2 separate regions of the Mus musculus genome follow, and region 1 is linked to region 2. A link is a loop called in an ENCODE intact Hi-C map of the cell type or tissue named here. Cell type or tissue: heart. All regions are shown on one strand. Links, peaks and the distances in the headings refer to the core of each region. The heading gives the core; the rest is flanking DNA. Region 1 overlaps Sfxn5 (sideroflexin 5). Region 2 has its middle 12 kb from the start of Gm33200.

Region 1 (5,373 bases), core at 145-5,144, 85 kb before region 2:
TATAGTGTAAGTTTTAAAAAAGATGTTTCAGGCAACAATTAGGAATCTAAGTTTGAGCTCAAGTTCTGTGTGGATTGCTGTGGTCGGCTGAGGTGACAGCTGAATGAAGCGATCTTCATACCCGTCGTTAAATCCACAGGGGTCCTGTCAATTATGCTGGGTAGCAGACAAGATGCCCCTGCTCCCTGACAGCCATTATGATTGTGTGTGTGTGTGTGTGTGTGTGTGTGTGTGTGTGTGTGTGTGTTGTAAACTCATGTGCTACAGCACCTGTGTGGAGGGCCAAGGACAGTGTGTAGGGACTGGCCCTTTCCTTCCACCATGAAGACTCCAGGGACTTAACTCAGGTTGTTAGCCTTGGCGGCAGGTGCCTTACCCACTGAGCCATCTCACATGTCCATACCTTGTACTTTGAATCAGAGTTGCTCACTAACATCTAGTGTTCAGCTATTAGGTTAGTGAGACTGGCCAGCAAGCCATAGGTATCCTCCTGTCTCCATCTCCTCAGCATTGGGGGTTCAGGCATGTACTACCACACATAGCTTTTTATAAGGGCTCTGGGGGTTGAACTGAGGCCAACCCTGTGCAAGCACATTACCAACTGTACCATCACCCCAGCCCCACACATCATAACTTTTAGGATATTAAGATGTGGGAAAAATGCATTTCAGAGCTGAGGAGTTATGGAATCTCGTTTCCCCCAAGTCTGTGGCCTCTGGCTCTTCCTGGGCATGTTTGAACAGTCCTCCTCCTGCACGGGCTGATGCGCCTGCCTTCCCAGCGGCCAGCTTCTGAGACAGGTGTGTGCTGCCTGTCCTGGCCCTGCTGATCTCTTGTCCTGTGCGAGCTCAGAGGTGGGCTTCTCAGAGAGGAAGCTGCTCCGTCTGTCTCTCACATTGTCCCTTTGTCCGTCTGTCTCTCACATTGTCCCTTTGACTCTGGATGCTGCTGCGTCAGCCCTTCACTGTCTGCACGGTTTTGCATGGCAGTGGGTTCATGCAAGAACATCTGTGGCAGTCAAGAGTGCTTTTGTCATTCCCTCCCCCAGTTCATGATGTCTCCCCGTATTGTTGCTCCGGTGTCAGTCATGCCTGAGTCTTGAATGGTGTCGATCTGAGTTGAAAATGTGCCAGTTTTTGTAACATTATCACTAATAGACTGCTTAATTAACCTGCTGATATTGTCGATGATAGATCTGTTGGTGTGTCAAAAGGGAGACCCATGTGCGTGCTCTCTCTCTCTCTCTCTCTCTCTCTCTCTCTGGAATGGGGTAGGAGAGATCTGGGAAGGTCTCTGGGGGGAAATGGAAAAATTGAATGGCCCAGATGAAGCAGTTGAAGTGCAGTCCCTGCATGGGACATCCATCTTACTTGTTACAGGGGATGATTTCTTCTAGGGCTGGTTGTAACTAGAGTGTAGGGGCAACAGAGAAGATTAAACGGCACATGTCATCTGCATAGCCAATCATGTCAAAGAATGCTGTCCCTGGTGGGGGCTGTTTTTACTTTGATGTTAGTTATCCCTTTTTTTTCCATCAAGGTAGCTTAAATGACAGAGCCATTGTTCTCCAGTGACATCCTGGAGAGACTTGGTGAGAGACAAATGCAGTCTGGGTCATCACTTTCTTGTGTGACCTTTGAAGGGTTAACACAGGACCTCGTCTAGCCCCAGCTGGTTTGGAACTCAGTTTGTAACTGTTGATAACTTTGAGCTTTTATCATCCTCCTGCCTCTGCTTCCCTCTGGAGTGTTAGAATATCAGGTCCACGTCACCACTCCTGGTTGTACTTTTTGTTGTTGTTGTTGTTGTTGTTGTTGTCTCACATGTAGTTCTCTGTCCTGCGATCCTTACATCCACACTTGGAAACTGGAGAGAAAGTCAGTTGGCACCCTGCTCCTGACTGGCCCACTGTCCGTCACCTTCAAGGCCTGCCCCCCCACTCTCATCAGCCCCCTGTTCTATGTAAACACACACAGTGGGGCCTGGAGTCATTTGAGCTTCCTCCTGCCTTCCTGACCTGGTGGGTACAGAGTCTGGCATTCAGTGTGAGTGTAGCCTGTCTCCTGACATCTCCTGGAGACCCTGAGTGCAGTACTGGGAATGCCCAGCAGGAGGGACAGGACTCACTGTCTCCTACTTGGGGATCGCAGTTGTGCCACCTTGGCCGGAACAGTAGTGCTGGAAATGGAAGGCATTCTTGAGGGTAGGGGTCCACCCTTTCAGACAGAAAACCCTACTTTCCCACTCAGTCACTCACGTCTTTTCAGAACGCAGGGCCTGACAGCCCAAAGGCCAAAGGGGTTGCAGAGTATCTCTGAGGCCACTAGAGGGCAGGTCACCAACAGAGGCCAGGAACTGCTTCCCAAGGCCATCTAAGAGGCCTGATGGGTCCTGAGCAATCCAGGTCTATCAGGAGCTCGCCTTTGAGACCAAGTAAAAGAGAGAGAGAGAGAGAGAGAGAGAGAGAGAGAGAGAGAGAGAGAGAGAGAGAGAGAGAGAGAGAGAGAGAGAGAGAGAGAGAGAGAGAGAGAAAGTTGGGAATGAATCCCAAGCAAGAAGCCCCAAACCCATGCACCTTGCCCATCATCTTCCATGGCCTACCCTCTCACCCCAAGTCTTTACCTCAGACCCTCCTTCCTAATTCTGCCTTTAGATGTGGTTAAGGCAAGGATTTCTCAGACGTTGTGGAAACTGCATTCTGGAGGCTTAGGCAGGAGAATGGCCAGTTTGAGAATGGTCTGGGCTACATGGAGAGACCCTATCTCAAAACAAACCAGGGTGTGAGTGTCTCTGTCGAGGCACTATTGACTTTGGGGCCAGGTAAGAGGCCGTGTTTCACAGCCTCACTGTCTCTGCCAGCCATGTGCCAGTAATGGCCCCACCCCAACCCCCAAACTATGAATAATAAAGAACGTTCTCCCCACGTGGCCCCTGGTTGAAATGTGTGTACTGTGGGGACAGGAGTCAGAGGCTCGAGTCCTTGCCACAGAAAGTCTGCCATGGTGAGTGTTGATCAGCATCGTGTGGAAACAGTGGAGACACTCAAAGATAGCATATGCGCTCGAAATACATTTCAGAGCTTGTTTGCTCTCCGGCTTTCCCTCTCCAAAGACTGCAGTGCCTCCTGGTCTTCGCCTCGGCTGATTCCACCTCCCTACTTGATTACAATAGGACAGTGAGTCTCAGAGAGCCCTGGTTCCCAGCCCAGCCTTCACCTGCAGAATCCTGTCCCCCAGCTGTGAACACCCTGCACTGCTGGGCTCCCCAGCCCTTGGCTCAGGTCCCAGGAGCATCTGTGGGCTCCCTCCCACTCCACTTGCCCACTGAGCCTCACCACCCTCCAGCTCCCCAAACCCGGGTGCCCCCCCACTGGAGAGGGGGAAGCAGCAGGTGTTGATGCTAATCAGCGTTCACAGCCCAGAACTGCAGTCGCTCCCAGGCTCACACACTCCCCAAAATTAAACACTCATTATACAAAATTAATTGACATTAATTAGCAAAAATTAAAACTTTAAACACAGCAAGGCGCTTTGGGGGGAGGAGTGGAGCAGGCAGGCTCTGCATTTGTCACCCCCCCCACCACATTTCCCACCACCCACCTACCACCCCCAAGTCTCCCCATTTCCATCATGAAGCAGGGCTGGAGGACTTCAGGCCAGATCTATATCAGTACAGCGGCATGGGCCTGGCCTGCACGTCCCTGTGAAGGGGATCAGGGCAACTGTACCAGCCACCTTCATCTAGTGCTTCTCTAAGGATCCAGGAACCTCCTATCGGCCTTAGGTCCCTAAGATCTCAGCTGAGACTAGGGAGGGGTGTGGCCAAGTGGAGCAGGTGAAGCTCAGGAAGACTCTGCGTGCTCCCCCCAGATCCCGTCTTGGGTACCTGAGGTTCAGGCGCTGAAACCTTTCCACTCTGTTCCACTTTGCTGTGTGACTTCAGTTAAGTCACGCTTGCTCTCTGAGCTTGTGTCCTGTGCATATGATGGGTGCAGGGCGGGTAGGCACCGAGGTCTGCTCTGTCTGTCACCTGCTGTTGTGGATGCCTGTCTCTTGGTTGGCTTTCGAGAGACATGCAGGACTGAATTTGGGGAGTGGCATTTAAAAGCATTTTATGTAGCTAAGGGACAGAGTTGCTGGTGGTAGAACATCAGGCCCCAGGGGGATGCATCTTAGGGCCAGAGAGCTCTCTCTCTCTCTGTCTGTCTACACATCTGCTTCCCCTGCCTGGAGACTGGCCCCAGAAGAGGCGAGCAGCGCCCTCTATAGGTGGCAACTCCCAAAGCCTTCGCCATATTTCCACCTGCTACTTTTTTTGGTCTATGCTTCCAGGGTCTCAAAGGGCCTTAGGATCTTTTGCCCCGGCTGAAAGCAAAATAGAGGACTCTACCTTTCTGGATTCACAGAGCTCTTGGGGGTTGGGGAACCATGTCTGGAGGTGGAGCCAGGTGGGAAGCCATCCGTGCCTCACTACCCCTCTCTGTATTCCTCTCTCCAGCCAGTGCCAATATCTGCAACGTGGTCCTGATGCGATATGGGGAGTTAGAGGAAGGAATTGATGTCCTGGATGCTGATGGCAACCTCGTGGGCTCCTCAAAGATTGCAGCCAGACACGTGGGTTTCCCAGGGGCTAAGCCCTGCACAAATGGATCGATGCGCCCGAGCATAGCTTGTATGTTCCTTGAGGTCTTCTGGTCACAGGACCTTGGCTTGCTTCTCTAGCTGTCTCCTCCTCGTTCCAGTTGCCATCGCTCATCTGTGAGAGCCCTTGGCCTCAGAGTCTGCTCCCTGCCAGGCTTGTTCTTCTGGATGGTCCTTCACTGTTCTCCAACCTCCTCCCTCTTGTCTCCACTGTGAAATGTCCCCATTTTTTTTTTATCCCAGCCCCTCAGGACCCAGCTCTTCCTCAGAGGTGTTAATTGGAGAGGGCAGAGGAGCCTCCCCAGGGCTTTCTCTCCATGCCCTAGGCCTTCGCAACTTTGTGGGTTGTGAATGGGAAGCTGCAGGCAGTGGTATGAGGGCTGCTACCTCTCTGGGAGCAACAGTACTGTGAACACTGGAGCTTCAGGCTGTGGAAGATGCCATGGCTCCTGCAAATGGTTACTTATAAGGCCCTCTTCACTGGCCCTGCCCACTATAGCTCTTGTGTTTTACACACACACACACACACACACACACACACACACACACACACACCCCAGTATACATGTCCTATGCTCTCTCAGCCTTGCTGTTGATGGTGGTTGGTGGCTTGTCCTGCTGTTCTGAGCTCTAGCCTGTGAGGCATGGGAATGAAACAAAGGGGCAGGCATGAGGGGGTAGAGCATCACACATGTACCAGTGTCTGTTGCTCAGCAGAGACCTTGTTGATAAG
Region 2 (5,373 bases), core at 252-5,251:
ACAAATATCAACAAAAATCATTTAGCACAATAAAGCACAAAAATCATCCAAGCATTACAACTCTGAAACTATGTATTCAGTGAATCACAAACAGAACAGGTAATATCATTATAAATCATCAAAATATAACAGTTCTAAAGGGATGTATTCAGTGGGGGCTGTCGTCCAAGGCTTGTGGCATATTTCCAGGAGCAGGTTAATAAATTTTTAATGGTCAGTGCTCTTAACTGCTGAGCTAACCCTCCAGCCCCATGGTCAATTATTATTTAACATCTAATGCCTCATTTTTAAAAAAATCTTCAACACGTAAATTTAAACTATTTTAATTTTTTTCTAATTAAGGCTTTCTTTACCATATACCAAAACCCACCTCTGATGACACACATATGAAATTTTACTGTTGGGAAAGTTGGGGTTTTTTTGTTGTTGTTGTTGTTGTTGTTTCTTTTTGAGACAGGGTTTCTCTGTATAGCCCTGGCTGTCCTGGAACTCACTTTGTAGACCAGGCTGGCCTCGAACTCAGAAATCTGCCTCCCTCTGCCTCCTGAGTGCTGGGATTAAAGGCATGCCCCACCACGCCCGGCTGTTGGGAAAGTTTTTATCTATCATCATAGTTTTGTAAATGATTTACAAAGTAAAGTGTTGGCTTCCCTGGGGATAAGGTCCTGTAGTGACCTTATCTCTAGGGATGGTTTCTGACCCATTATTCTCACTTAAGATCTTGGTCTAGGCTATCAGAACATGTAAATAAGAAAAGGAATAAGAAAAAACAAAACAGATAGATCACCATGAGAACTACAGCTCAATAATTTTTTCTCCGGCAAAGAGTTCCATAATGGCTTCCAGGAGGCCTCCCCATTTTGAGGTCAATCTCCTCACTCTGTGGCACTTGTCACACAGATCCTATTGGAGGTGGTGTGGCAGAAAGGTACCAGCTAAGTCTAGGGACAGCACTGTCAGGAGCACCCACCTACCTGGAGCATAGCTCAGCACCCGCACACTCAGTTCCTCAGCAGCCAGGACCTGGTAGAGCATGTCTCGGGCAGCCTTCCCCGCACAGTACAGACCCCAGCCCTTGTAGGGCTGCAGGGCACACAGAGATGAGATGTTAACCACAGTCTTGCTCAGGCCAGGGCTATCCCGGAAGGCATTCAAGGTGCCGGAGGTCAAACAGAACATGGAGGTCAGGTTCAGAGCCCAGTAGTTGTTCACCTCAGCTAGGTCATTCACGTTGAGGAAGCCTTTGGAAACATCCCCAAGAGTGGCTGAAAAACAAAAACAAAAACAAACAACAACAACAAAAAAAAAACAGGACCAAAGAAATGGCACAACTGGGGCGCTCTTCTTCCTCAGCCTTCCTCAGTTCCTCCCCATAGGCGTTTGCTATCCCTCTGCCCCAGCTCTGCAGACACCCCTAATGCAAGCTAAGACTACTCCTGAATGCTCTTTAGTAAAGCAGAGAGATTTGTTCAAAAAGTCTTGACTCACACACCCGCCAGGAGGCACTGTCACTCATCAGTGACACTGGTACACCCTCTTGGACTTTGGACTTTTGCGAACTTGCCCTCCTCTTACCCAAAAGGCGATGAGGTGAGAGCTCGCAGCCGGGGTCTGGACCGGAGTCTCACCTGCGTTGTTGATGAGCAGCAGGCGCTGCAGCCCCTCGGGCCTCGGGAGCTCAGCATCGCGCTCAGAGGCAACCGCTGCATGCCGGCCTCGGTGCCCGCAGCTGCCAGAGTGGTGTGTGGAGCGGGTGCAGGCCCGGCTGCTGCGAGCCCAGCTCCTCCTTCAGTTGCCACAGCACGAACTCACAGCGTGCGTTTAGGAGCATCACCGAACCCGGTAACTGCAACCGGGCTAGCTGCGGGGCCAGGGCGGGACAAAAGCCCCAGGAGGCCCCGGTCAGCACGCACACAGCGCTTCCCAGCCTGCCACACTCTTTGTCTGGAGCTCAACTTCATGGGCTGCTACCTAACCAGCGTGGGGCGGAGCCTATCCTTGGCTTTGGACAGTGGAAGTTCAGGCCAGCATCCACTCGTGTTTGGGTGAAAAAAGTGACGAATAGCCAGGGAGCCATGGCTCAGCAGGAAATCCCAGTCCCCTTCCTAGTGCTTCTAAGTTCCCCTTGAACGCCACTCCCATAAGTTCAGCCCCTTTCTCAATTTCCACCCTGTTCCAGGATCAGCTTCCCCCTCCAGGGTTGGTTTGTCTTTATCCATACAGGACATACCAGTTAGAGACCAGTGACAGTCTTGGATGAAGTCCTTGCCTGCGTAGAGCTTGTGGTCCCTTTGCACTCTGATTAACAGAAGCCTTCTCTGGAAAAGCACAGCAGCTTCCCCAGGAGGTGCTAGGCAGACAGAACCAGAAAATGAAGAGCACACACAGGGGAAGAGAAAGGCTGAGAATCACAACAATCTCACGAACAAGACTCATCACTGTCAGTGAAAACGCTTGGTTCCTTGGGACCTGTGTACTTATCCTTCAACCTGTGTCATGCACTCTAGAAACAACTTCATAATCTCAAATGGGAAAGAAAAATATCCCAGCTCTCTGGAGATGTCTGAGGAGGACAGGAGAGAAAGACATAGAGATTGCTTTGATCCATTTTTAGTCTGAGGTGAGCTAGAGTCCATCGGAATTACAGGCAAGCAGGCTAGCGGCTAGCTCCTCTTTGTTTCAGAAAGTTCAAGTGGTAGGACTAGGCAGTTCTTAGCTAGGGCGGACTGGGAAGCCAACCATCAGAGGGCACCCCTCTCAAGTTCCAATCTTTTGGCTCTGCAGTAGTTATAAACTGATGTTATCCTGCCCCCTTCTGGCCGCTCTGTAGCAACACCCTGTCCTTCCTTTTTTCTATGCACGCCATAATAAAGGAACAAAATACCATTCATACTTGGGCTGCCCAGGGAAAGGTCCCTGGAAGAAGTCGCATAGACACCTTGCTGTTCCTGGTCCTCGGGTCCTCAATGAGAGTTGGCTGGGCTGCAAGTCAAGAGTGGGAGAGATTTAGAAGCACAAGAAGGCTGGCATAATGACCTTTTCTGTGCTTACAGTGCCTGCTTCCCATGTGAGATCTGAGTTTATTCCCCAGAGTGCAGAGAAGACTCAGCACTTGAAGATGGAGACATATACACTTCCCTTTTTTCATGTTTTTTTTTTGAGACAGTGTTTCTATATTGAGCTCTGACTATCCTGTAACTCACTCTGTAGACCAGGCTGGCCCAGAACTCACTAAGACCCATCCCCTCCTCTTCCTCCTGGTTAAAGGCGTGTGCCAGGTGCATTTCAAGTTCAATGGCCTTTCGGATGCCTGTGTCTAAAAGTCCAGGTGTTCAGCATCTGTGAATTGACATTTGTACATGTGTAGATGTGAACAATGCACATATAAAGTTGAGCACACATGTGCATGTGCACAAGGACACACATGGACAAGAACACAAGTTAAATATATCATGTGAGAGTGCACATGCATGCATACTAAATATACTGATGAAGAAGTCCACAGTCGACTTAAGCCCCAGGTGGCCCTTTGCAAGGCCTGACCTCCTTTCTGCAGGAGCATCCTGGTGGGTAAGACTTAGAAGACTCAGGCAGGGTGATAATGCTGAGAACTCCAGGAAGTTCTTCCATGGATGCTGGATGGTTTGGGGTCTTACACGCGTTCTCGCGACCGGCCAGGAAGAACGCAACAAACCGGAATCTTCTGCGGCAAAGCTTTATTGCTTACATCTTCAGGAGCCAGAGAGCAAGAGAGCAAGAGCTCTATTGCTTACATCTTTAGGAGCCAGAGCGCAAGAGCGCAAGAGTGCAAGAGTGCAAGAGAGCAAGAGCCAGAGCAAGAGAGAGAATGGCGAAACCCCATCCCTTTTTAAGGAGAATTATCCTCCGCCTAGGACGTGTCACTCCCTGATTGGCTGCAGCCCATCGGCCGAGTTGTCATCACGGGGAGGGCAGAGCACATGGGGTGGAGAACTACCCTTGGCACATGCGCAGATTATTTGTTTACCACTTAGAACACAGGATGTCAGCGCCATCTTGCAACGGCGAATGTGAGGGCGGCTTCCCACATTGGGGGAGTCTCATTACTACTGAGTAGTTTCCAATTGGTGGCCTGGCAATGAGATCCCAGCTTTGTCAGCCCTGTGGGTCACCTGGATGTCTCACTTCCATGCAGCATGGGACCAGGCACCTCCGAGAAGCCAAGGCAGATGGCCCTGCACTGAGGAGAAAGGAAGGCCGCCTGGATCAGTTCTTCTAATGTTAACCTTCTGCACCCCTTAATCATGGTAATGTCTTCTATAATGGAAATAAAATCCCATTGTTTAAATGGCGTTTTTTTTGTTATGTTGTGTTTTCTTTATTTAGATTTTTAAATTTTTATTGTTTTTTTTTGTGAACTTCATTCACATCATCTACCCCAATCCCACTCATCTCCCCTTCCCCTTGTACCTGTCCTCCACTCTTGCATCCTTTCCCAGCAATACAGAAAAAACATCTCTTGGGAGCTGTAGTGCATCAGTGTGCCCATAATATTCTTTTTTGTCCACACTTCTTTGCTTGTAAATGTTCATTGCAATGACTTGTTCGTCCAGTATGGAGCCTCTGACTTGTGCTACTCAATAATGGAACGTCACTGGAACTCTTCTTGGATATGCTGGTCTTTCCCTGAGTCATGGAAATCCTGTAGTATTGGGTCTGTAGAACCAGCCTCTTAGTGCACTCCAGCAGTTCACTGATAGGATAGATGGGGTGAACCAACTGAAAGCCTGCATCTGGGCCTGAGAGGCTCAGAGACAGTCAGCCTCCTGGCTCTCATGCATCCATGCCCATGTGGCCAGTTCACCCTCAACCCCCACAACCAGTGCCAGCTCTACCCTGCTGCCCAGGTGAGGTGCAGGGACTGCCCCTGAGTGCTGCAGCCAGTTAGGGACATGGCCAGTTCTCCCACTCAGAATCCTGTGACCAGCTTTCTTGTCTGCCACAGATGGTGACGGAGGGGCAGAGTGTGTGTCTCTGCCTCTTACTTACCAGTGCCCAGCAGACAAGCAGCAGGTGGGAGGGTTGGGAGAGGCAGAGACAGTTCTCCCTCTCTCATGAGCCCAGAGCTCTCTTGCCTGCTTTAGGTGGCTAGGGACTAGGGTGGTAGTCACTGCTGCATAACAGACGAGAGGCAGGGCTAGCTCTCCCATGTGCACATCCTCAGGGCCAGCTCCCCTGTAGCCCTGCCATCAGGGTCAGCTCTACTGTGCTGCCCGGGTGAGGGGCAGGGCCAGCTCTCCTGCTCTCATGACCTCTTGGAGCCAACTCTCCTCCTGCCTCCATGGTGAGGGCAAATACAAGGGAAGGGGTCTCTCCCTTGCCGTGCCAAGGCAC

What was found. Hi-C counts contacts between places; a loop is a spot of excess contacts. Peaks named below come from ENCODE experiments on the same cell type or tissue, not always from the same donor. Only the 100,000 strongest peaks of a DNase experiment are listed, where the experiment ranks them.
Region 1: it touches region 2 in a loop (5-fold over the local background); 23 of 42 quality-filtered maps call a loop at or near these places.

The regions. Positions count from the first base shown.
Region 1 is chr6:85,236,080-85,241,452 of GRCm38, reverse strand. It overlaps Sfxn5 (sideroflexin 5), which reads left to right. Exons shown (of 14, transcript NM_178639.4): 11 at 4,498-4,613. Among named protein-coding and RNA genes, the nearest start is that of Emx1, 51 kb to the right of the region's middle. In heart, for the core only: CTCF peaks have their summits at 2,153 and 4,265 (motif pointing left); a DNase peak (open chromatin) is centred at 2,102; H3K4me3 peaks cover 317 bases; H3K27ac peaks cover 32 bases; H3K27me3 peaks cover 743 bases.
Region 2 is chr6:85,151,571-85,156,943 of GRCm38, reverse strand. It overlaps the pseudogene Spr-ps1. Among named protein-coding and RNA genes, the nearest start is that of Gm33200, 12 kb to the left of the region's middle. In heart, for the core only: CTCF peaks have their summits at 1,509 and 2,795 (motif pointing left); DNase peaks (open chromatin) are centred at 1,493, 1,883 and 2,793; H3K4me3 peaks cover 900 bases; H3K27ac peaks cover 812 bases.